5 separate regions of the Homo sapiens genome follow, and all the other regions are linked to region 3. Evidence: chromatin loops called from intact Hi-C (ENCODE). Cell type or tissue: chondrocyte. All regions are shown on one strand.

What was found. Hi-C counts contacts between places; a loop is a spot of excess contacts. Peaks named below come from ENCODE experiments on the same cell type or tissue, not always from the same donor. Only the 100,000 strongest peaks of a DNase experiment are listed, where the experiment ranks them.
Region 1: it touches region 3 in a loop (2.7-fold over the local background); 8 of 110 quality-filtered maps call a loop at or near these places.
Region 2: a loop joins it to region 3, with 12 times the contacts of the local background. A loop is called at or near these places in 15 of 110 quality-filtered maps.
Region 4: a loop joins it to region 3, with 5 times the contacts of the local background. A loop is called at or near these places in 44 of 110 quality-filtered maps.
Region 5: a loop joins it to region 3, with 7 times the contacts of the local background. A loop is called at or near these places in 105 of 110 quality-filtered maps.

The regions. Positions count from the first base shown.
Region 1 is chr17:56,697,605-56,702,604 of GRCh38, reverse strand. No RefSeq gene overlaps it. Among named protein-coding and RNA genes, the nearest start is that of NOG, 110 kb to the right of the region's middle. RefSeq lists enhancers at 1,929-2,905, 2,682-3,881, 2,906-3,882. In chondrocyte, no CTCF peak of the experiment used is centred here; a DNase peak (open chromatin) is centred at 2,864.
Region 2 is chr17:56,937,830-56,942,829 of GRCh38, reverse strand. It overlaps COIL (coilin), which reads left to right. Exons shown (of 7, transcript NM_004645.3): 6 at 707-795; 7 at 3,676-4,631. The coding sequence ends at 3,759. Among named protein-coding and RNA genes, the nearest start is that of COIL, 21 kb to the left of the region's middle. In chondrocyte, CTCF peaks have their summits at 2,526 and 2,753 (motif pointing right); no DNase peak of the experiment used is centred here.
Region 3 is chr17:56,590,086-56,595,085 of GRCh38, reverse strand. It overlaps NOG (noggin), which reads right to left and starts at 1,387. Exons shown (of 1, transcript NM_005450.6): 1 at 1-1,387. The coding sequence starts at 862. The coding sequence ends at 164. RefSeq lists a silencer at 2,325-2,534. In chondrocyte, CTCF peaks have their summits at 273, 2,212 and 2,423 (motif pointing left); DNase peaks (open chromatin) are centred at 235, 868 and 2,292.
Region 4 is chr17:56,677,139-56,682,138 of GRCh38, reverse strand. No RefSeq gene overlaps it. Among named protein-coding and RNA genes, the nearest start is that of NOG, 86 kb to the right of the region's middle. In chondrocyte, CTCF peaks have their summits at 2,601, 2,807 (motif pointing right) and 4,906; no DNase peak of the experiment used is centred here.
Region 5 is chr17:56,713,272-56,718,271 of GRCh38, reverse strand. No RefSeq gene overlaps it. Among named protein-coding and RNA genes, the nearest start is that of C17orf67, 120 kb to the left of the region's middle. In chondrocyte, CTCF peaks have their summits at 1,937 and 2,183 (motif pointing right); no DNase peak of the experiment used is centred here.

The DNA of each region.
Region 1 (5,000 bases), 110 kb before region 3:
AGATGGCACCACTGCACTCCAGTGTGGGTGACAGAGCGAGACTCCATCTCAAAAAAAAAAAAAAAAAAAAAAGAAAATTTAGTATACATAGTGTGTCAGGGTGCTGCTGTGGATAATAGTAACACCACCTATCATTTATTGATGACCTATTATATGCTAGGCACATGTGATCTATCTATCTATCTATCTATCTATCTATCTATCTATCTATCATCTATCTATCTATTATCTATCATCTAAATTTCACTTCCACATCTGCCGTATGAGGCAAGTGGTAATTAACTCTCTTTTACAGATAAGGTTCACAGAGTTTAAATGACTTGCCCAAGGTCCCATGTCTTGTCAGTGGGGACACTTGCAGGAGAACCTACATTCACATTGTGAGATCCTGAAAGGAAAGATGCAAAATCCACTCTCAACATTTTCAGTGACCAACGCAAACATGAGGACATGACCCTCTAACACGCTCGCTCACATCACCTACCGGGTAAAAGCAGCCACTTGCTGTTTGCCTTGACACTGAGGTCTGAGAGGAGACTCCTCACAGGTCTTCTAGGGAGACACTGAGTGATGTTGGGAATACTAGTGATATCCTAAGCCCTAGCAGTGATGCTGGGGGTGATATCCCTGGGAGAAGGAGAGAGAGGAATGGTGAGAAGTCTCTTGGGTTTTAGCTTGGCCGAGGAGGCAGTAGGATGACCTTCCTATGAGTGCACAGAGAAAAGAGTTCATGGTCTGCAGTTTGAGGATGTTGAGACTCAACATCAGTGGTAGCCTGCCTGCCTCTCTTCTTCCCCCCTACCTCCTTCCTCCCTTTCTCACCCTCTCCTTCCTTCCTGAGGGTGAATTAAAGAAGACAATAATTGACTTTAAGAGCCATCTTTTGTTTTCTGCTTAAAACAAAATAACTGTATCAAGTCCTACGAGGGGATTAAAAGTGATTTCTCGAGAGTTAGATCACTTACGTAAGAGAAGGATGCTAATGAGTGAAGTAACACTGAATTTAACAACAAGAAATATCATCACTATCAGAATTTTTTGAGAGGCAGTACACGTTGATGGCCTCTTACTATTCATCCCCAAATTAAATCATGGACCCAATGACACTAGGTGGGCCACGTGTGGCCTGTGGGGTGGGTTGCTCATCATGGCTTTACATATTTTGGGTAGAATTCACCCAATGACTTTGCGCTGAGTCCCTAGGAGCACCCACCCAAACCAGCTGTTTAAAAAGTGAGAAATAAGCCTATCTACAGATGGTTAGTTGCCTCATTCTCTCTTCCAATCAGATGAGCGGATTCTGACTTTTAAGTGCACCCCCCCTTCCCTGCCCCAGCAATCCACCATATTGCCGTAAGCATGTTTGTACCAAGTGTGGACAGCTGCCAGGGTTCCAGGCTCCAGCCCCTGGTGCTTTCCCTGCTCCTTCAACTTGCTGCTCTGCATCTGAACCCTGGCTCCGCCTCCGATTTCTTTATCTGTTCTGCTCCTTCCCCTCCCTCTGGCTCCCCAGTTCGTGCCTGGCCCAGCGCACTGCCTTGATCTTGTTCTCCTGCTGGGTACAGGCCCAGGCTGAGGGTTCCCAGCACAGGGATTTGAAAAGTGGGCTTCCATAAAAAATGATGAGTTCATGTCCTTTGTAGGGACATGGATGAAGCTGGAAACCATCATTCTCAGCAAACTATTGCAAGGACAAAAAACCAAACACCGCATGTTCTTACTCATAGGTGGAAACTGAGCAATGAGAACACACGGACACAGGAAGGGGAACATCACACACCGGGGACTGTTGTGGGGTGGTGGGAGGGGGGAGGGATAACATTAGGAGATATACCTAATGCTAAATGACGAGTTAATGGGTGCAGCACACCAACATGGCACATGTATACATATGTAACAAACCTGCACGTTGTGCACATGTACCCTAAAACTTAAAGTATAATAATAATTAAAAAAAAAAAAAAGAAAAGTGGGCTTCAGAGTTGGGGGAGCTGGAGTCTAATGTCAGCCTACCATCTGTTAGCTCTGTGACCTTAGGCAGCCCATGCCACCTCTCTGAGCCTCAGTATACTTGTCTAGAAGGTGGAAACGATTAGATCTACCTCACAGAACTATTGAGAGGGTTGGATGTGAGAGAAGTTGGCACAAGCCTGGTAAGTAAGAAGCACTCAATAGGTACTGGTTATTATTGTTACCAGTGTGAGATTTTTTTTTTGACCAAATCTCGCTCTGTTGCCCAGCCTGGGGTGCCGTGGTGCAATCTCGGCTCACTGCAACCACTGCCTCCCAGGTTTAAGCTATTCTCGTGCCTCAGCCTCCCCAGTAGCTGGGATTACAGGCGTGCACCTATTTATCATGCCTGGCTAATTTTTGTATTTTTGGTGGAGACAGGGTTTCACCATGTTGGCCACACTGGTCTCGAACTCCTGACCTCAGGTGATCCACCCACCTTTGCCTCCCAAAGTGCTGGGATTACAGGCGTGAGCCACTGCACGTGGCCACCAGTGTGAGATTTTGAGTCCATCTGCATATGGGGTACTGGGAGCAATACAGAAAACCAATGCTTTTAAACACTGCATTCTCAAGGTTTTTTTTTCCAAATGTACAACCTCATAATAATAATTCCAAGGTGTTATAATACTCTCAATTTGGTGATGAGGAAACTGAGGCATAAAGGGAGAAATGAGGACACTTAATGTCACAGCCGGCAAATGGTGAAGCCTGGACTTGAACCCAGGCCTCCTGAGTCCCAGTTCCGGAAAGCAACACAGGCGGCTGCTTTGATCTTCCAAAGCTGCTGTCCAACAATGTGCCAAGAGGAAGACAGAGCAGAGCTGCTCCTCTGGCCCGGCCCCTCCGCCCTGATTGCCGGGTGGCGGGCCTTGCAGGAGGAATTCGAGCGGCTGGCTTGTGCTCATGCCTGAGGAATGTCTTGAGAAGTCGTGCCTAAGCCCTCTGTATCTGACTCATCATCTCCCCGTCTCCAGGAGTGTCAGAGAAGAGCTCCCTTTATCCCTCCTGTCCTCGGTCCCAGGCTTTCATTTGTCAAACTAAAAATATTCCCTCCGGGAACCTCCTTTTGCCAGAGGCTGAACGAGGTATAAGGGGAAAGGCATTTTAGTGTCACTTCCTGACAGCGCCTTGTTATTGTTCCTGGGCCAGAGGAGCAGAGCCGGGTGGCAGGAGCAAGGCGCCTCTGTCATTCTTGGGCCGGGGCCAACCTGTTCACCTTTCTCCTGCAAGCAGCCTTCCCTTTTTCCTCTCTCAAAGCTCCAGACAATAGTCCATCAGTCTGACATGTAGCCTTGTCCCGGTCCCTTGGGGCTGTGTGTGATTCATGCCAGGTGAGGACTACAGAATGCCAACTTCATTTCCTTTGCAGCCTAAGGGCTGGCACAGTTTGCACTTGTCTGCAAGGCTAGTTTACTGATAAAGAGACGTAGAGCTCGAAGGTAAAGGAAAAAAAGGGTAAAACAGATGAAGGTGGAACTCCCCAAGTAGGACAATGGCAATATGGGGAAGCCATCAAGATTTGTCTCCTGTTTCTCTCCTTCCTTTCCTTTCTTCGTTCTGTCACTTCTGGCAGCCTGTTGGCCCCAGGGCTGATCCCAAGAGTCCATGACCTTGACTTGGCCTAAAATCTTGGCTCATAGCCATAGAGCCACCTCCCTGGCCCCACCAGGGAACCCACTTCCTCGGTGGAAATAGAGCATAGTGAAATCAAAGGAGCACAGAATTTGGATCCAGGCCCCCCTTACCAACTAGCTGTGTGAATTTGAGTAAGGTATCTCATTCTCTGAGCCTGTTTCCTCATCTATATGGGTGGATAATAGTACCCATTATACCAGGCTATTGTGAAGAATAAATAAGGTGGTGTGTATAAAATAAGTCATACTATGCCTGTCAAACAGTAGGGTCTTGAATCATCATCACCATCATTGTTCCTCCAAGACCTTGCAATGGTGCCACTGCACCACTGGAATCAGAAGACCTTGTTCTAGTTTCAGCTCTGCCATTAACCAGCTGTATGGCTCCAGGCAAATCCCCTAATGTCTCGGAATCACATGTATTAATTTGTAAAATAAAGAAGAATTTAGGCTTGATTTCCTCTAAGATGCTTCTAAGATCTAAAGTCTGTGGTCATCGAGATACCTGAGAGTAGACATTCATGGAAAATTTCATTCTTTTAAAGAATATAAGAATAACCTTAGTCTAGGCAACATAACAAAACCCCATCTCTAAAAAAATACAAAAATTAGACAAGCATGGTGGCACGTGCCTGTACTTTCCGCTACTCAGAAGGCTGAGGTGGGATGATCACTTGAGCCCAGGAGGCAGAGGCAGTAAGTTGAGATTGCACTACTGTACTCTGGCCTGGGTGACAGAGTGAGACCCTGTCTCAAAAAAAAAAAAAAAGAGTAAATTGGCCAGGTGCAGTGGGTCCTGCCTGTAATCTCAGCACTTTGGGAGGCTGAGGTGGGACGATCAATTGAGCCCAGGAGGCACAAGCAGTAAGTCGAGATCACACTACTGTGCTCTGGCCTGGGCACTTTGGGAGGCTGAGGTAGGAGGATTGCTTGAGCTCAGGAGTCCAAGACCAGCCTGGGCAACATAGGGAGACTCTGTTTCTACAAAAAATAAAAAAATTAGCTGGGCATGGTGGTGCCCTCCTGTAGTCTCAGCTACTTGTAAGGCTGAGGCAGGAAGGTTGCTTGAGCTGGGGAGGTCAAGGCTACAGTGAGCCGCGATCATGCCACTGCACTGTAGCCTGGGTGACAGAGTGAGGCCCTGTCTCAAAAAAAAAAAAAAAGAAAAAAGAAAAAAGAAAAAAAAAGTAACTGCTTGCTGTGGACTAAATTGTGTCCCCTCCAAATTCATAAGTTAAAGCCCTAACCCCCAATGTGACTATATCTTAAGATAAGATCTTTAGGACATAATTAAGGTTAAATGAGGTGGTACCCTAATTTAATAGGACTGTGGCCTTATAAAAAGAGGAAGAG
Region 2 (5,000 bases), 350 kb before region 3:
AAAGCAAGGACTGAGGCCGGGTGTGGTGGCTCACGCCTGTAATCCCAGCGCTTTGGGAGGCCGAGGCGGGCAGATCACTTGAGGCCAGAAGTTTGAGACCAACCTGGCCAACATGGTGAAACCCTGTCTCAACTAAAAATACAAAAATTAGCTGGGCATAGTGGTGCATGCCTGTAATCCCAGCTACTCAGGAGGCTGAGGCACAAGAATCACTTGAACCCAGGAGGTAGAGGTTGTAGTGAGTCGAGATTGCGCCACTACACTACAGCCTGGGCGATAAAGCAGGACTCTGTCTTAAAAAAAAAAGGGGGACTGCCTGTGTTACCAAGTAGTAGGAAGCATATGTGATTTCTAAGGACAGAGCAGCATTTCATATTACCTTCCCTTGTTGAAACACATAAATTAATTAATTTTGGGGATTATCTTGTGGTGCCATATTCAATTCTGGTAGTACTAATGACAGTTCATCAAGCTTATGAAGGAAAGATTTTCTCTGATAAATGGCTGAGAAGTCCCCCTGGTCCAGAGTTTTTCTCAGGATCCCCCAGTATTGAGCACCCTGTGCTTTCCTGTACATACCCAGCCTTCACATTAATTGACAGTTTGTTTGTGGTTGTTTTCTTAATGATATAAATTCCCCATAGAGGAACATTTTTAACTATTGAAAAATGACTTACTCTCTTTCCTCCCTATCTTCTTGTTTCAGCCTTGAGAGAACCTGGGAAATTTGATTTAGTTTATCACAATGAAAATGGAGCCGAGGTAGTGGAGTACGCTGTGACACAGGAGAGCAAGGTAGGTGTGCTTCTCTTCTTGCGTTGCTTGGCCATTCGTTCTCTCTTGACCAATTACCTGTGGTTTGGAAGGTGACATTGCACTACAGGCCCTGGGGGGAATCTGACCTTCTTATGGTGTGGCAATACCAGTGCCAAATCAGGGCGCCATCTTGGCCCTCATAGAGCCTATGTGACAAGATGCACAAATAACAAACTTTTCTTTAAGAGTGTACAGTTGTTTAAAATTATAGCTATATAAGGATTCCAGTAGGAAAGGGTAGCATATTTAGAAACTTTATTGGCATACACGTTCAGAGAAGTGCATATAACTACATGGCTTGAACAACTTTCACATGAACATACCCATGTAACCAGACCCAGATCAGGAAATAGAACATAACACCCACTCCCAGAAGCCTCTATTATGTCCCCTTGCTGTCACCACTATCCCCCAAGTGTTACCACAGTTCCAACTTTTGTTTTTTTGAGAGAGTCTCACTGTGTTGCCCAGGCTGAAATGCAGTGGCATGATCTTGGCTCACTGCAACCTCCACCTCTCAGGTTCGAGCGATTCTCATGCCTCAGCCTCTGGAGTAGCTAGAATTACAGGCGCTTGCCACCTCACCCAGCTAATTTTTATATTTTTGGTAGAGACGGGGTTTTACCATGTTGGCCAGGCTGGTCTTGAACTGCTGACCTCAAGTGATCTGCCCACTTAGGCCTCCCAAAGTGTTGGATTACAGGCCACCGTGCCTGGGTGAGCCACCATGCCTGGCCCGAGAGTTCCAACTTATAATAGCACAACAGTTTGAAGAGTGACATAAAATGATGATCTCATCCTCTGACTTTCTTTAAATCCTTAAATTGCCATTTTGGGAAGTATATGGTTTATACCTTTTTTTTTTTTTTTTTTTTTTGAGACAGAGTCTAGCTCTGTCACCCAGGCTGGAGTGCAGTGGCGTGATCTCCGCTCACTGCAAGCTCCGCCTCCCGGGTTCACACCATTCTCTTGCCTCAGCCTCCCGAGTAGCTGGGATTACAGGCGCCTGCCACCACGCCTGGCTAATTTTTTGTATTTTTTTAACTAGAGACAGGGTTTCCCCGCGTTGGCCACGATGGTCTCAATCTCCTGACCTCGTGATCTGCACGCCTCGGCCTCCCAAAGTGCTAGGATTACACGTGTGAGCCACCGCGCCCGGCCGATTTATACCTTTTTAAGCAGCCAGACCTACCAGAGTTGCTGGCAGTGGCTAGCTCATTAGGTTATGGTGGCATTAAATGGAAGTTAGATTTAAGAAAATGCTCTCTTTTAAGGTGTTTATACTTGAAATGTTATAGATATTATTCTGTAAGTTTCAATATTGCAAACATATTTTTTCTGAAGTGTGAACTTGTAGAAACCCTAGCCAGACTGTGTTTTACCTTGTCTTTAAGGTAGATGACACTTTTAGGGATTTATTCCAGAAACACATTTTTAGTGTTTGTGGTAGGATCAGCAGATTTGGCCTGGTCTCCTGTATTTCTTTATTTGCAATAGTTTTTTTTGGTTGAAATTGGAAACCGCATTGGAAAATTAAACCTTGGAGGCTTTTCTCTCTATGCCCTAAACAGAGACTTGAAGTAGAATAGAAAGCCTGTAATTAGGCTGGGCACCGTGGCTCATGCCTGTAATCACAGCACTTTGGGAGGCTGAGGCGGGCCGATCCCTTGAGTCCAGGAGTTCAAGACCAGCCTGGGCAACATGGCGAGACCCCGTCTCTACAAAAAAATACAAAAATTAACCGGGAGTGGTGACACATGCCTGTAGTCCCAGCCACCTTTGGGGGTGGTGGGGGCGAGGCAGGAGGATCGCTTGAGCCCAGGAGGTGGAAGGTGCAGTGAGTCCTGAATGCCACTGCATTCCAGCCTGGACTATAGACGTGATACCCTATCTCAAAAACAAAAAGCCTGTAATTACCTTTTTTGACACTAGATGGCCCTCATTATTCATTCATAGGACCAAGCCTTAGAGTTTTTCTCTTGGTGGGCTGTGAAATAGTTCCTGTTTTTAGGTAGTGTAGGATAAGAACTACAGAGCGGCGCAAAAGGGCATCAGCAGCCTAATGATACCCATCTGGACCATGTCTAGTTGCCAGAAGGTCTCCAGGCCACCTGTCCACAGGGCAAATCAAATGCAGGGGTTGGGGGAGCTACTCCCTCCCGCAACCCCTGCATCTCCTGCTCTTAATCAAAGAAAGATGAAATATGTTTAATGTAAAATTTAGCTTCATTCTAAGTAAATGAGTTATTTATTTATTTATTTATTTATTTTCCCAGCACAGAGTTTCACTCTGTCACCCAGGCTGGAGTGCAGTGGCGCGATCTCCGCTCACTGCAACCTCCACCTACTGGGTTCAAGCGATTCTCCTGACTCAGCCTTCCGAGTAGCTGGGACTACAGGCATGCGTCACCATGCCCGGCTAATTTTTGTATTTTTGCAGAGACACAGGTTGGCCAGGCTGGTCTTGAACTCCTGACTTTAGATGATCCGACTGCCTTGGCCTCCCAGAGTGCTAGGATTATAGGCGTGAGCTACCATGCCTGGCCTCTTTTTTTTTGTTTTGTTTTTTAATTAAAAAAAATAATAGAGATGGGGTCTCACTAGGTTTCCCAGGCTGATCTTGAACTCCTGGGCTCAAGCATTTCTCCCCCTCGGCCTTCCAAATTGCTGGGATTACAGGTGTGAGCCACAGCGCCTGGCCTAAAGAGTTACTATACTGCAATTGAACTCAGTTTATTGGAACCCAAATTATTCCCGTTCTTCAATCATTCTACACAGACGGAAAATTTACGTGGCTGAATTAACCGGTATGACCTCAAAATGAAGTGCCTAAACTGGGTATTTTGTCTTTTTCCTCAGATCACTGTATTTTGGAAAGAGTTGATTGACCCAAGACTGATTATTGAATCTCCAAGTAACACATCAAGTACAGAACCTGCCTGAGTATGACCTCTCCACCTTATAGTTTATGAATGTCTTGTTTGTGAAAGTGACTATAACCCAAACTTTTTTTTTTTTTTAAAGAGGATTTGGAAGTTGTATGGATTTTTTTGTTATCTTCACTTTACTGCATAGGAAACAATCTACCTCATCATTTAAAATGACATGGGTGTCGGTTTTGTAGATCTTTGGTTTTTTTGTCAGGTTTAATTTCAGTTAACAAAATGTAAAACATGACATTCCCTGCAGATATTGTTGTATACCAGTATGGTTTCTTCTCTTTCTTTAAATGTTTTTGGCCATCAAGTAGCAGTCGTCAGTAGGAGTTTATAATACCAAGAATGTGCTGCGTATCTTGTCTCAATAAGTTTTAAGTAACATTTAAAAATATTAAAGCATGTTATTTGACCTAATTTTTTAGCATTTGAGTTGTTCCATTAAATGGAGCATCTTGTAAATTTCAAGTATTTTATACTTGCAATTGTTAAGAGTTAACAGGTAGTTGGATTTGTCGCAGACAATGAGTTAAGGAATCCTTTCACGTTTTTCCCAACTTTAAAATTAAGGATTCTCAGGTCCCTGTGTAGAGCAGTGAAAATAAGATGTGCGTATGTGTGTGTATGCCTGGAGAATTGGTGTTTCACTTCAGTGAGAGGATTGGCTGTGAGCTTCAGACCAGGAAATGTGTCATCTTGCCAGGCACCTGGCTGAGTGTGCTGGAGTGAGGATCTTGAACAGAAACTTCCTTTTCTGTTATTATTCACTACGAAGCTAAAATGGCCAAATATATACCGTGAAAATTGGTTTCATTTAACAAAAGATCAGATCCCTCCTTCAGCTGTACACATTTTTAAATAAAATCATATTGAACTAAACATCTCTACCGAGTTATCATGTTGAGTATTGCAAATTATTGTCTTATTTTACAATAACGTGAGAGATTACAATTTTCTGTAATAAGAAGGTTTGCTTTGACTGATGAGTCTGATGTTGCAAAGTTTGGTTCAGTGGAGTTCATCTGATCTGGGAGCCACTGTGCCAGTGGAGATGCTGGCCAGTTTTACTTTGCATGACATGAATGTGTTTCAAAATGTGCATTTATTGATTTGTAATGAGAAGTATTACTCCCGAAAGGATGAGAGTAATGTGAACGGTGGGATCTTGGCACTGGGGTTCTGTGTAGCACAGTTGCCTTCCAGGGTTTGGAAAACAAATTAAGATAACTAGTGAACATTGACCAAAGG
Region 3 (5,000 bases):
ACCAGAAAGCTAGGTCTCTGTAGCCCAGAAAAAAAAAAAAAAAAAAAAAAAAAAGTTCATTGAAAACCCTCGCTAGAGGGTGGTGGAACTGGTTGGAGGCGGTGCAGGGGGCGTCGGTGGGGATCGATCAAGTGTCCGGGTGCGGGCAGGGGGCCCCCGAGTTCTAGCACGAGCACTTGCACTCGGAAATGATGGGGTACTGGATGGGAATCCAGCCGCAGCGCTGGCCCCCGCGCCGCTGACAGCGCCACCGCAGCACCGTGAGGTGCACGGACTTGGACGGCTTGCACACCATGCCCTCGGGCACGGAGCACGAGCGCTTACTGAAGCAGCTGCCCACCTTCACGTAGCGCGGCCAAAAGCGGCTGCCCAGGTCGTTCCACGCGTACAGCACGGGGCAGAATGTCTGCGACCACAGCCACATCTGTAACTTCCTCCGCAGCTTCTTGCTTAGGCGCTGCTTCTTGCCCTGGGCCAAGCCCTCGGAGAACTCTAGCCCTTTGATCTCGCTCGGCATGGCCCCCGACGGCCGCTGCCGCAGCAGCTGGTCCAGCTCCGCCAGGTCCTCCGCGCCCCCAGCTGCACCCCCGCCCCCGCCGGGCCGGTCCTCGGGGGGCGAGGTGGCCATGAAGCCTGGGTCGTAGTGGCCCCCGAGCAGCGAGCGCAGCAGCGTCTCGTTCAGATCCTTTTCCTTGGGGTCAAAGATAGGGTCTGGGTGTTCGATGAGGTCCACCAGGGGCAGGTTGTCGCTGGGTGCCGGGCGGATGTGGAGATAGTGCTGGCCGCCGGCCGGTGTCGCCCGCAGCCCCAGGACCACCACCAGGGCGTAGAGGGTGACCCCTAGGCTGGGGCAGCGCTCCATGCCTCTGGCGCGCGCCCGGGGCTGCTGCTTCGTCCCGCGTCCCCGGAGGAGAGCACGCCGAGCCCGCGGCGCCGCCGCGCTCCCCCGTCTCTCCGGAGGCGGCTCACCCGAGGCTGGGCAGGCGCAGGGCCGGCAGCATGAGCCGCCGGGAGAGCCCTTCGCGCAGCGCCGGCTCCCACCGGGGCGGAAGAAAGGCACACAAGTTGGCCGCAACTCCTCTCCCGGGTCTACTGGGGAAGGCGGCCGCGGCTGGGCATCCGAAATTACTCCAGGGCGACCGCGGGGCGCGGGAGGCGCCGGCTCCTCGCTGCCTTCCCGGGCCGGCGGCGGCGCAGGGCGCGTGGACGAGCCGCTCTCCCCTCCTCCTCTCGCTGCTCTTCGTCCGGCCGCTCTGTGCAAGCGCCGCTGGCTGAGCTGGTTCTAGGGGCACTTCCCTCCGCCTGCTCCGGGCTCCGCGGCCGGCTCTGCCCGGCGGACTCCAGCGGCGGCGGCGGCGGCGGCGTCCGCGCACGTTGGCACCGGTTTGTCTGTCTCGCAGGGTCCAAGCCTTTAAATTTCCTGCACTTTCAGCTCCATCACCATGGAAACCACTGACTCTCTCGGCGTTGCCCCCTCCCCCTTCTTCCCCCCAAACAACAACCCCACCCCCCACTTCTCCACCCCCGAGGAGCTGGAGCTGCACAGGCTCCGGGGGAAGCCGCCTGTACTCGCCGCGGAGGCGGCGGCGGCGGCTTCGGCAGCGCCCAGGGCTGTGCCCCGCCGGACCCAGATGCCCCGGGAAGCCGACAGTCCGGCTGCCCGCCGGAGCTCACAGGCGGCGGCGGCGGCGGCGGCAGCGGCGGTGGCGGCGGCGGTGGCGCTTGGCAGGTCTCCGCGCAATTTTCTCTCTCCCCCACCACCCACCCCCCTTCTCCTCCTCCTGCAAAATGCACCGCCCCCCTCCTTTCTCCTGGAGCAATGCAACTGGGGCTCTAGGCGCCCCGCCAGGGCCAGTCCTGGGGAAAGCTCGCGGCGGCGCTGGAGCCGGGCTGGAGGGTGCAGAGCCGGTGTTTGGGGAGGGGGGGCGGTGCTTGAGGTGGGGCTGGAGGGTTTCTCACTAGCTGGGTGCTTTGCACTGGGAGGGGAGCAGCGGGGAAGTGCTGGGGGCTCGTTTCTCGGTGCATGCAGTTCGGAGCAAGAAATTTCTCCATGTGCATGGAGCGTTTTCCCCGAGCGCGTCTTCTTCTCTCCCGGGCTCTTGCTCTAAGTCCCCTCCCCCCAACACACATATATACACACACACACACACACACACACACAGCCCCTACCCCACCCCCCTTTGCACCAGGGAGTCCGAGAGCCGCAGCGTTGCGCAGCGTGATGTAATTCTTAGGAAGCACTCCTGTCTGTCTGCCCCTCGGGCCCACGAGGGGGTTCCGCTCCTCACCATCCTCCTCCTCCTTGGCCGGGTCCTGCACCCTGAGTGGCCTAGCCTCAGGGGCGCGACTGGCTCGCCTGCGGCTCCCCTAGCCCGCCCGGCTCCGCGCGGCCGCCGCTCGGCTCCCTGGGGGCGGCGCGCCCTCTGCTGGCCCGCTATGAGCCCTGCACCTGGCGCTGGCGGGGGCGGCCGTGCGAGGTGGGTCGGCCGCTGCCCGCTCTGCCCAGTTCAGCTTCTGCTTCTGTGTCCCTGTCACTTTGTGTGTGTCTGCGTCTGCTGACTGGTCCGTTTTGGTTCTGGCTATTTTCCCGAAGGTCTCCAGGCCCCCAGTGTAAACAAACTTCCTGAGATTCCTTCTCGGTCCCCTCAAATTTCACAAGAATGCGTGCAGCACCTTCTGCCTCAGGTAAATCGGTCTCTGGTCTCAGTGGGTGCGAGTGGGGACCAGAAACTTGAAAGGTGAGCTGACAGCAGAGGCACCTGAGTCTTGCCCGGGGTCCACCCTGATATAACTCGGACAAGTCATTTTTCTCACTTTTCGCATTAGTGACGTAACTATTAATAGATTTCTCTTCCAGCCCTACCTTTCTGTGATTTTAAATAAACCTCCACGATGCTTTCTCTTGTTCAGAAGCAGTTTCTCTTTGATGGGAGATGGGTACTGAAGGGACACCTCCGGTTAATTTCCCCTTGGACGAGGAACTCAATCTCAGCTTTAAAATGCAAACTCAGTTTTCTTTGTGGTGAATGTGATTGGAATCTGGAAAAAGCTGGAGAAGAGAGACTTGGAGTGGATGACTCAAGTATTTGCCAGTCTTCCATGGAGTGGGAGTTAAGAGGTCCCATTGTGACAACCTAAATCGCTTAACTTTCTTTCCCCAAAGATCTGGTTTTTCCTTTCAACCTGCCCCACCCCAACTCCCAAAGTTTATCATCTGTCTAAGGAAGAAAACACTTTGTTGCATACTACAGTCTTTCTGCAAAACCTCTATTAAAAGGGGTGGGCAGTTTCCGCTGAAAGCGTTTCCCTCAATTTTAAAGTCTAGACAACTAGAATTAGACTATCAAGGGACTGCTCAAAAGGAGATCTTGCTTTGATGGATACTGGAGTTAACAACAACCCATTGGTTGTTTGAATTGGGCTGACTTTGAAATAATGTGTGATTAGAACCTGGTACAGGCCGGGCACGGTGGCTCATGCCTGTAATACCAGCACTTTGGGAGGCTGAGGCAGGCGGATCACTTGAGGTCAGGAGTTGGAAACCAGCCTGCCCAACATGCTGAAACCCTGTCTCTACTAAAAATACAAAAAAAAAAAAAAAAAAAAAAAATTAGCTGGGCGTGGTGGCAGGCTCCTGTAATCCCAAGTACTTGGGAGGCCGAGGCACGAGAATCACTTGAACCTGGGAGGCAAAGGTTGCAGTGAGTTGAGATTGCACCACTGTACTCCAGCCTGAATAACAGAGTGAGACTCTGTTCCCACCTCCCCAACTCCTCCCCCTCCAAAAAAAGAACCTAGCACATAGTAGGCTCCTAAGCATACCTCTTTCTTTTTTATGTGCTTTATGGGGATTCAGCACTAGTTTGTTTCCTTATGAAGATTACATGTTCCAGAGCAATTTTGTCACTGATGTGAATTAACTAAGAAAATTATTTAGTGGAGTTCAAGGGCTAAACTCTAGCTCAGCCCTCCTGAGATGGTAGGTTCCAATTAATGACATTATATCATGCTGGTTTCTGTTCTTTTAATCCCCCTCTTCTCTCCTTCAAATCACCTATTTTTGCTTGAAAACCAACCCAGATCCTTTATTTAGTTGGGCTGAGCAGATTTGACTGAACAGCAAAAAAGGTCCCTCAGGAACCAGAAACAAATCATGCTTGAGAACAGATTGGGTGACCTGTTTATGGAGTATCTACTGGGTGAAGACCATCAGGAAAAATACAAAGAAGAAAAAATTCATAGTCAGTCTCCATCCTGCAAGACTTTTGTAGTACAGTTAGGGGAGATATGACAACCACAAGAAGAAATAGTAAAAGGACATCAGAAAAATTTATAAATTCCCATAACAGTGTGGACTAGTTTTTTATAACCTTTTCTTTTTAAAATCCATGTCCCCTTTTGATAGATATAACAATATCATGCTCTTCTTTGAATGTTGTTTAAAGTTTTTAAAATACATTATTATAACCAAAAAGAAGCCCAAGCAATTATGTTAGCTATACTGTTTTCAAACCATATCTACCCCTCTTCAATGTGAAGTTCTGAAATGCCACATTTGGGAAGCTTGCAACTCCTAACTCTGTGCCACACTGGAGTAGCCCATGCGCTTAGGTACTGAGTGAACCTGGGGATGTTGGTATCAGAGACTAGGAAGTACTAAGACCTTAATGGTAGAGCTGAATTTTAGCTGAGCTTCATGAAGAAGGATGTATTTATCTGAGTATGGAGAGGAAGAGATTTGAGAGATAGGATATACATCTACATGAAGAAGGGAACCACACTTGTATGAGGGACAGCCAGAAAATCTGGGGATATGAGAGGTGGAAGAGGAAATGTCCCAGACAGGGAAGCACCACGACTTTTGGACCAGGTGGATTTAAGTTGGAATTCTGGCTGTGCCCCTCACCGGCTGTGTTACCTTTTTAAAACAGTCATCTTAACCACCCCGTTTCCATTCTCTCATCTGTAAGATGGGGATGATACACACCTCTCAGAATCAT
Region 4 (5,000 bases), 87 kb before region 3:
TGGGGCTGGGGAGCCACAGTCAGTAACTTTTAAGTAATTGTGGAGAATAGAAGGTGGTGCCAGAATCAGGAACTGGTCAGAGATTATCCTGATTTTCATAAAAAGAAAAGAAATTGTTTCTGGAAACTTTAGACAAGTAGATTTGAGGTAGGTGACAACAGAGAAGCAGGATGCATTAAAAAGCAGATGGTGAGTGAGCATTTAGGAAGGAATGCAGTGGTCAGTTGAAAGCAACATGACTTCATTGAGCACAAGTTATTCCAAAGTAACCTCATTTCCTTTTTTGATAAAGTTACTATGTTTGTGAATCAGGTGTCTGCCATAAACATTGCAGGTCTTGATTTCAGCTTAGGGTTAACAGTTTCTCTCATGGTTTCCTTGTGGTTAAGATGGTGAAATGTGGGTTGGATGAGAGCAGTGGTTTTGTGTATTTGCAGCTGTCTCAACAGCTGAATCCAAAGAGTGTTGAGTATTGAATGGATGTCACAGACCAGGTGCTGAGCCCCATCAGGGTGGTAGGGAGAGAAGTCACACATTGGCCTGGGCCAAGGGCTTGGCTGGGAGCGAAAGTCTGACACTCTGGGTGAAATAGTCTAGAAATGGGCAGGACTAGTGCCAGCAAACCCCAGACCTGTCACCCAGGGACCAAGGGTTAAGCAGCGTGGATCAGGTGGACACAGGATGGGGGTAGAAGTGAGAAAGATCATGGAGAAGACCTAGAGAGGAGGATGCAGACAAAGACATGGATTTCAGGAGGGAGGAAGAGGAAGGCGGGATCAGAGGGAAGTCAAAGGAAGTCATAGGAGTGGGTGTGCATAGAGTCCTGCTCCAGGTTCCTGCTCCTTGCTTCTTGAAGGTGCATGGGTCCAACTCATGACAATGGATATCAACCTTCAAGGAGGTTTCTTACAAAGTGCCAGCAGCTCTAACCTTGATCCTGTCTGATTTATCATTAGATGAAAATTCAGGAGGCAAACTGATCAAAGGTGTAGATGTCACACATCTGAGAGGGAGAGTTAATACCAGAGGTGACAGAATGAGGGCCCAGAGTGGTCCTGACAGGTTGGAATGTTGGGTCAAAAACAATAAGACACAACTGAACAGGCCTGAATGGAAAGTCTGGCATTTACATGCAAAAAACAAGCGACAAAAAAACCAGAGGAGGGCTCATCGCCTTGGCAGGAAATCACGTGAAAAATATCTGAGGCTTTTCCATGACCACCAGCTCAGAATAAGCCAAGAGTGTGATATGATTGCTAACAATCCAATGCAACAAGAGACAGAAGTATTCAGAGAAATCTTCTGTACTCATGGGAAGGAGTGTTCTCATTATATTTTTAGTCAGATGATATCTGGAGTATCATATTCAATTTGGGGCATCAGATTTTGGGAATGGCATTGATGAATCAGAGTGTGCTCAGAGATAGACTGCTTAAGATGAAGAAAGTTCAAGAAATTATGTGGTGTGAGGAGAGGCTGAAGGATCAGAGAACATTCTGCCTGGAAATGCAAACAGGATTTGTGAGAGAGATGCATGCCATTGAGGAAGAAGCTGAGGTAGAACTAAAACCAAAGGGTGCAAGATATAGGGAATACACCTTCCTGTAAATAAAGACAACCTTTCTGATCATTATAATCAAGAGAAATAGTGTCAGTTGTATACCACTTACAAGTGTCAAAAGCAGGAGCCCATTTGTAAGGTGAGCTATTATTTCCATGCTATGGATCCAGGTAATTGGAACGATCAAGAAATTGCATCCTGCTGTATCTTCAGCACCTAGACCATGACCTGGTAAATACTTGTTGAATGAGTGAGATATCACAGACATTGAATGCCTTCCCCAAGATTGCACAAATGGATTCTCAGGGTTTCTGCCTTTCTGGCTCCACTGCATGCCTTGGAGCAACTCTCAGATGCCCCAGGCTGTCTTGGGGGGTTGAGGTGTCTTGTCTTCAGAGACCACGTGGACATCTGCCGGCATGTATTAGAGAGCTTCCTGGCATAGGGTGGCGGGGGTAGGGGGAACCAGAGTATCTAAAAAACCCTTCCAACTCAGAGGCTTCCCCCAGAATATTCCTAATCTAAGGAACTCTTAGTTGCTGCTTATGAACCCAGGAAGGGTGTGGAATCCGTCTTCACACAGACCCAGCCAGCGGCTGTGGTTGATGCTATCTTCCCCTGGAATCTCTTCAGTGCTCTCCCTCTAGATCCCTATCTGGGTGTGGGTGTGTGTATGTAGTGCTTCTAAATCCAGACACATAGGGTAAAATTTATACATACAAGTTACCAAGAAAGACAGAATTTCAGCTTACTGGGCTGCCTGATGCATGCTTTTGATTTGTCTTTGTTGCCAACCTCTGTAAAAAGTGTAAGTCTTCATATCTGCTTTGTTAAAGGCGAAAACTCCTTTTCTCCAGAACATGGATTCTACAGAGTTGAGGCCATGATCATCTTAAGTGAATTCAAATATATATTCTTTTTACACTGACCTCCAGGATGGGCCAAGGAAAGTGTTTTTCCCTCTTATAGCAAAAGTATAAATTATGATACACCTAGAAAGTCCTCACCCCTTTAATTGTGATGGGGATGAGGTGATCAGACCGAGGGTCATAAAATCGACAATGTCAGCCTATGTTTGCATCAAGTTCTTCTTTCTCCTCCAGGAGAAGTGCAAAAGAAGTCTCCAGTGAATGGAGGGTCCCAGTGGACCACCTTCCAATCCGCAGAGGCTTGGCTGCCTGTCCTGCAGCCGCGTGTATTACTAAGTGGTGTCCAAAATCTCCACTAGGTGGAGAAAAAGAGCGGTTACGAAACGTACAAAGCCCCAAATCAAAAACACAGTCCAAAGAGTAAAATCCAATTCTAAATGGAACTCGAAAACTTGAGAAGTAATTTAAAGGAACCACATTAAATACTAGAATGTTTAATGGGGCCCATGTGTCCTGAGCAGAGAAAGAGAGTGCGAGAAATGGAACAGAGGAAATCAGGGAGACAATATGTCTGTGCGACTTGTTCTAATTAGGGGCACAGCGCTGCTGAGGATCATTCATTATAATTTGGTTAAATCTTCAGTATGGCCAAGGCACCTCTGCTGAGTGGTGTAAAACAAAGGGCTCCGTCGTAAACGGGGTGAGCGTCTCTCCGTTGGAGGTTAACGCCAGTCACTCGGGAGGGCCCAGGGCTGTACATCACTCTCCTGCCAGCTCTTCTTTATGACTCCAACGCTGGGCTCCAGCTAGCAGATGTCTGCAAATTTCGGGGAGGAGGGGGGAGGGGAGCCGGGGGAGGGAGGGGGCCCCCGGCGCTCATTGTCTCCAACTTGTCTGTCGCTTAATTCAGTATCTCTGTCTGCCGCTGGAGCGGGATAGGAAGAGTTCAAAGGAGGAAATCAAAACAATCCATAGATCAGAGCTTGGGAGTGATCGGTGTGGCACCCAGAAATCACCGGCACTCCTCCGGCTCCGCTTTGAAATGTGGACGCCAGCGATGATTTAGTGCGCCGCGCCGGCGCTCGCACCAGCAGCACGTGGAGCGCTTCCTGGGGGGTTATTTTTTTAGAAAGGAGAAGGTAGCCAGAGGCTTGGGGGGTGGGGGGTGTGGTGGTGTGGGTCAGGTTCAGGTTTGTCCCAGGCTAGAGGCGGTGTTTTTAGCTCAGAGCTAACCGTGAGGTGTGCGTGATAAGAAATATCTGAGGTGGAGTTGAATTCCCCCCTGCGCTGCCCTCAGTGCGCACACAGTGCAGCTCAGTCGGGTTTTGAACACTGCAGCTCAGTTCCTTTGGCATGGGTGCTTCACCCAGGCCTCCTACCAAGCTCTCCAGCTTGGGAAGGTGCCGTTGTCTGGTTTATGCTGTTGCCTTCTATCCCACCCCCAGCCAACCAGCTGCTTTGCTGTGACACAGACAGGGCCTCTGCCAGCCTACGGGGTATCCTTAAGTACAACGTGCCCCCTCTGGAAATAAGGGCAGAGCTTGGCCAGGCTGATAGTGCCTTTCTTGAGCTGACACAGCCTTGAGTCAGGCACATGGCTTGTCAATTAAAACGCAGGTTGGATTTCTACCCCTGCTTAACCTTGCCACTAGGTATCTTTGTGCAAAACACAGACTACCCATCCTTAGGCATCTGTCCTGGGGATGGGCAGACTACTAGGCTAGGGCATTTTCCCAGTTACACTTGTGGGTTTGAGCCCCAGACTGATTGTACAAACAAATATTCCCGGCTGTTAGATCTTATGCTGGTTATTGACTGGGCCTGTTTCATTGGATGAGGAGGAGCTGCATTTCCTGGCTTCACCTCCACACCTAGGTGGTCTACCTGCAACTGGATGCTATTGATCAGGTTGAGGAGGAGGGAGAGAATAGATGAGTCAGAGTGACCTGTTCTGTGACTAGTGAAAAGCAGAGGTGCAATAACTTCTAAAGGTAGAATAAATGCTTCAATCCATGTTTCCACCTCCCCAGTTGGGCTAGATACCCTTGTTCTGTGATGTGTATTTGTCCATTCACTTGTTTGACTTCCCCCTCTTAGACTTAACTGTGTAGTCCCTGTTCACTTTTAGGTCCCGATACCCTTTGAGGTGCCAGATTCAATAAGTCCTTGCCTCTTCATATGCGAAGAAAGTACTTTCTACTCTCTTGGCTCTTATTTAGCTGAGTAATTGTAATTTAATTTATTGATCATTTATTGAGCACCTGTGATGCTGGCACTGTGCTATGTGCTAGGAACATAAAGATGATTAAAATTGGTACCTGACCCTAAAGAATTTATACTCAACGGTAAAGTAAGGAGAGAGCTATCTGGGGAGAACTGACAAGTACCCTGCTAAGTTGCAATGTGTAAGCCTAAGAATGCTTATGCACTAGCTACAGTGGGGTCCTAAACAAGGGAGTGATCCAGTTTGAGACAGCCCTAGCGGTAGCCCTGAAGGGGCTCTGGAATTGTCTTATCCAGAGTTCAAGCATGGAGAGGTGTCCTGCTTGGAAAATTGCATGCAGCAACCA
Region 5 (5,000 bases), 120 kb before region 3:
TATTGTTGTACAATAGCTAATGGTTAATGAGCTCTTGCTCTGTACCAGGCAGCCTTCTAAGTACTTTATGTTATTTAATCTTCACAAAAGCCCTAGTCTACACTTTACAGAAAAAGAAATGGAGGCACTGAGAGTCGAAGTGACTTATCCAAGCCCACCCAGCCAGGAAGTGATACAACTTGGATGTGAAATCCAGGCCCTAAGCCCTTAATTGCCTTGCTCGGCTGCCACTGAAGAGTGAATGAACACAGTAGGCTCTCAGGAAATGAAGCTGCCTGGGTGGTAGTTTCCACTCACTTCTCTTGGAACTGATCAGCAAGGGCACCTAGAACCTGTGGGCCCCTCTTCTACCATAGCACCCTTATAACATGGCCCTCCATCCCAGCCTCCTCCAGCTGGTAGGGCAGAAGGACACTGGAGCCTCAGGTAGTTTGGGGGTTGAGGGAGGACAGTGGTGTAGACACTTGGGGAAGCTGTCCCAGGCCATTGGTGAGAAGTTCACCTTGGAGAGAGGATTCACAACCGAGGGGGTTGGGGATGGAGGTGTCGCCCGTGCCAGGGCAACATAAGTAGGGAGTGGGCTTGCCTGGGCATGTTCTGGGTGATGTGATTCAGGCCTTGCACATCTGCAACCCCAGGGAAAAGGGACCAGAGTGGAGGATAAGCAGGCTTAAAAAATGGCATTGAATTTTAAAAATTGCATTTCCTGAATCCCAAAGCAGAGGAAGCACCTCAGAAGACACAAAGGATGAGTGTGGAGAAGGCACTTGGTGGACACTGCTCCGTCTCTACTCTAAGTCTTTCTTTGCTCAGGCTGTTCACTTTGCCTCAAGCTCCCCTAACCAACACCCCTGCAGTCCCAGACCACACATCATGTTCTCTCTGCATCTTTCCCTTACCCGGGTTGACCACAACCTCTTTGGGCAAGGGATTGGGTTTTACTCATCCTTGAATCTCCAGGTCCTCCCATTGTGCTCCACGCTTGGTAGGTTCTTTCCTGTGTTTGTTGAAATGTTCGATCCATCAGACTCCCCCAGGATGAATTGGCTACTTTCTCCTCTGTGCTATCTTTCTAAACAGTACACATTTCTGTCAGAGTACCTGGCCTGTCGCAATTCAATATTTCTTTCTCTCTCTCTCTCTCTCTTTCTTTCTTTCTTTTTTTTTTTTTTTTTTTGAGACAGAGTTTCACTCTTGTTGCCCAGGCTGGAGTGCAATGGCGCAATCTCTGCTCACCACAACCTCGGTCTCCCGGGTTCAAGCGATTCTCCTACCTCAGCCTCCCGAGTAGCTGGGATTACAGGCATGCGCCACCACGCCCAGCTAATTTTTTGTATTTTTATTGGAGACGGGGTTTCTCCATGGTGATCAGGCTGGTCTCAACTCCCAACCTCAGGTGATCCGCCCACCTTGGCCTCTCAAAGTACTGGAATTACAGGTGCGAGCCACTGCGCCTGGTCAGCAATTAAGTATTTCTTTATTATTCTGCTGTCTCGGTTAGAATGCAAGCTCCTTGGGGACAGGAGCCATGTCAAAACCATCCTTGTATCTCAAATGTTCAGTGCTTTTGTTAGATGAATGAATGAATGGGTGATCTCCTTCTTTGCCAGTGCCCGAGAACCCTAGCTTCTCACAGGTGCTCCCCAAGCAGGTCTGACCCTGAAGCAGTGGCCCCAGAGGCAGAGGGTGGCTTCAGAGGTAGGGAGCTGGGCCCAGGAGAGGGCTCGCTACTGAGTGTTTCTTCTTGAAAACTTGCCCCAAACACACAAGACATAATGTTGTCTAAAGATTAGGTAAAGCTTTTAGGGATCAGACACATGCAGTTGCTTCCTAAACATAAAAAATTGCCATGAGTGTTCACTAGATGCCTGCCACTAGACCTAGATTTATTTCATTTTTGATACTTACAAATAAAGTATCATTGTTTTCATTATACAAATAAAGAAATGGAAGCTCAGAGAAGTGAAATGTCTTACCTAAGGTGGATGGAACCCAGTGTTCAGTTTCTTGGACACTACCAGGTTTTCTTCTCTTAGGGAAGAAAATAGGTCAGGTTATGCTTCCTTCCTGACTGTGGGGCCTCTTTCAACCAGGTTCCTCTTTATGGGACAGTCTTTTTTTGTGTGTGTGACGCCAGCCTCCCTAGGACCAGACTAGGTCTGAAGCCCCGGGCGAGATTTGCCAGATCTTATACTGACCACCAGGTGGTGCTGTTGGCCCAACGTATAGTCTTACAGCATCGGCCTGGGAAACGCTAGACTTGATCAGGAAAAAAGCTTGCCCTGTTGAAATAAGAGCTACCAGTCCTTGAGTCCTGCCATCTGTCTAAACTGTGTTTCCACAAGTCACCTCATTTGGGCTCTAAACAGCCCAAGAAAGTTGTCATCTCCATTCAACTGAGGGCTCAGAGAATTTATTATAAATAATTGGAGCTAGGTTCTCAGTTACAGGTTGAAGAGCCAGGGACTTGAAGCCAGGTCTGCTTGATTCCAAATCTTCAGATTCTTGGGGTTCAAAGGAAGTGAGGCCTCGCCTGTGAGTTGCACAGCTCCCTTCCAGCCTCTACCTTACCTGGACTGGGTGGGGATAGATTGTCTGGAAAATGCCTGTGCAATGACAGGCCCCTGGGCCAAGTTTTAAAGAACTCGGGTTTGCCAGGGTCCTGTGAGGGATGTGGGCCCCTCTATGCTACCGTAGGGCACTGTACCATTTCTTTTCTTGAGAGATGACATTATGCATTGACCTTTACCCACCTCAGCGATTCTCTAGGTGGAAACAGTATGCTCACCTTATAGTTATGGGATAATTCATGTGGCCCCTCTGGTAAATATCACCTGCATCTTCTTGTTTCTGGACTTATAAGTCATCTTTTCATTTTCCTCATTTTTCAAGCATGTTTTGGCCTGGATTGACTGTTGTCATTGCATAAATGGAAATTTAAAAAATCAATATTTTTTGGCCCTGTGTAAGACAATGGGAGATATAGGAAAGGCATTACCATTTAGTAGAATGAGAGTATAACACAGCATTAACAAAGTGAGTGCCCAGCCATTGACATCCTGGGAGACAATATGAGGCTGTTCTTGTGTTGCTATAAAGAAGTATCTGTGACTGGGTAATTTATGAAGAAAAGAGTTTTAATTGGCTCCCAGTTCCACAGGCTTTACAGGAGGCATGGGAATGCCTTAGGAAGCTTACAGTCATGGCGGAAGACGAAGAGGGAGCAGGTATTTCACATGGTGAAAGCAGGAGCCAGAGAGTGAGAGTGCGGGGAAGGAGGTGTCGCACGCTTTTAAATGACTGGACTCTCCTGTGAACTCGGAGAGGAGCACACTTAGCACCAAAGGGATGGCCTAAACCATGCATGAGGGATCCACCGCTATGATCCAAACACCTCCCACCAGGCTCTACTTCCAACATTGGGGATTACATTTCAACATGATATTTGGGTGGGGACAAATATCCAAATTATAGCAGAAACTGATGGGAATGTGGCCCAGGCATGGTCCCACTGGCCATGATGAAAGCTTTGGTGTATGGTCTAGGATGTGCTAGGGAAGGTGAGTGGGTTGTTTCTAATTCCCAAAACAGCCTGTGAGAAAGGTGTTATTGTCCTCATTTTATAGATGAGGAGGGAACACCCAGTATCCTTGTTCAGAGTATGGGATCTGGAGTTGGGTACCTAGATTTAAACCTACCTCTTCCACTGATTGACAGGCTGAGGTCTGCCTGGCCCATCTCTGTACTTGTAGGTGCTCCAAGGTGCCTCCTACTTCTGCAGCCATCAGCCTCGGACCCTCAGGAGCCCCAAGGGGGTTACTTAGAAGGGGAGGTCCAGGCAAGAGAGGGGTCAGCCTGGCGAAGATCAGACTTGAGCTGAGTGTTTTCAGGTGCCCTCAGGGCGGCCTTTGGGATCTGGGACTTTTGACTGCCTGTTTTGCATCCTACACATTTCCCACCTCCTGTGGCCCCTGGATTCTTAGCCTTCCTATGTCTCTTTGCCCAGACTGGTAATTCCCATCTTCTTTTCCCAACTACCTGGAATCCCTACGACTTCTTGCTCTTTATACTCTTCCCTGCAACCTCAAAAAAGGGGCTGGGTATGGTAGCTCATGCCTGTAATCCTAGCACTTTGGGAGGCCGAGGCGAGAGGATCACTTGAGGCCAAGAGTTCAAGACCAACCTGGGCAACATGGTGGGATGTCATCTGTATGAAACATGAAAACAATAACCTGGTGTGGTGATGCATGCTTGTGGTCCCAGCTACTTGGGAGGCTGAGGCAGGAGGATCGCTCGATTCCAGGAGTTTGAGGCTGCAGTGAGCTATAATTGTGCCCCTGCACTCCAGCCTCGGTGACAGAGCAAGAGCTTGTCCCCCCATAAATGGAAAAAAGAGTCACTTGAGGTTGTCCTGCCCATCCTGTGGCCTCTTTGCGGGTCTGACCCTTCTGCTGGGACTTCATGAAGATGCTCTTCCTTCTCTTCCCTCAACTCCCCATATTCTCTTTGTCTAAATAATCAAATAGAAAATATCTGAAAAGAATCAAATGTTTGCTTGATTTTTCGGAAGAAAGTGGACCCCAGGTTTTTTCCAAGGGGACTCCTGGATGCTCCAGGCCTTTTGGCCAAGATGAACACTGCCTCCTAGTTGGGAATCTTTCTCAAATTCACTCCCTTTAGAGCTGGCTCCTCTCCTCAAAACTCCAGGCATCCCATCTTGTCCCCAAATGTCAGGACCAGGCTACACAGGAATCTGAGCAAGGAAGAGGCCTGTGTTCGGCTCAATTCCTGGAGCCCAACAGGACTTGATGATTCCCTCTGTTGTTAAACCCGAGCTAGGCATTTTCTAGTTATTATTTCTAATCCTCTAAACAACCCTGTAAGGTAGAGATAGTTGTCCCCATTTTACATATGAGTTAATAGGGTACAGAAAAGTATGGTTCTAGGAATCACACAAGGGTTTGCCAGGGTTTCTGTGGGGGGTATGTGGACATCTCTAT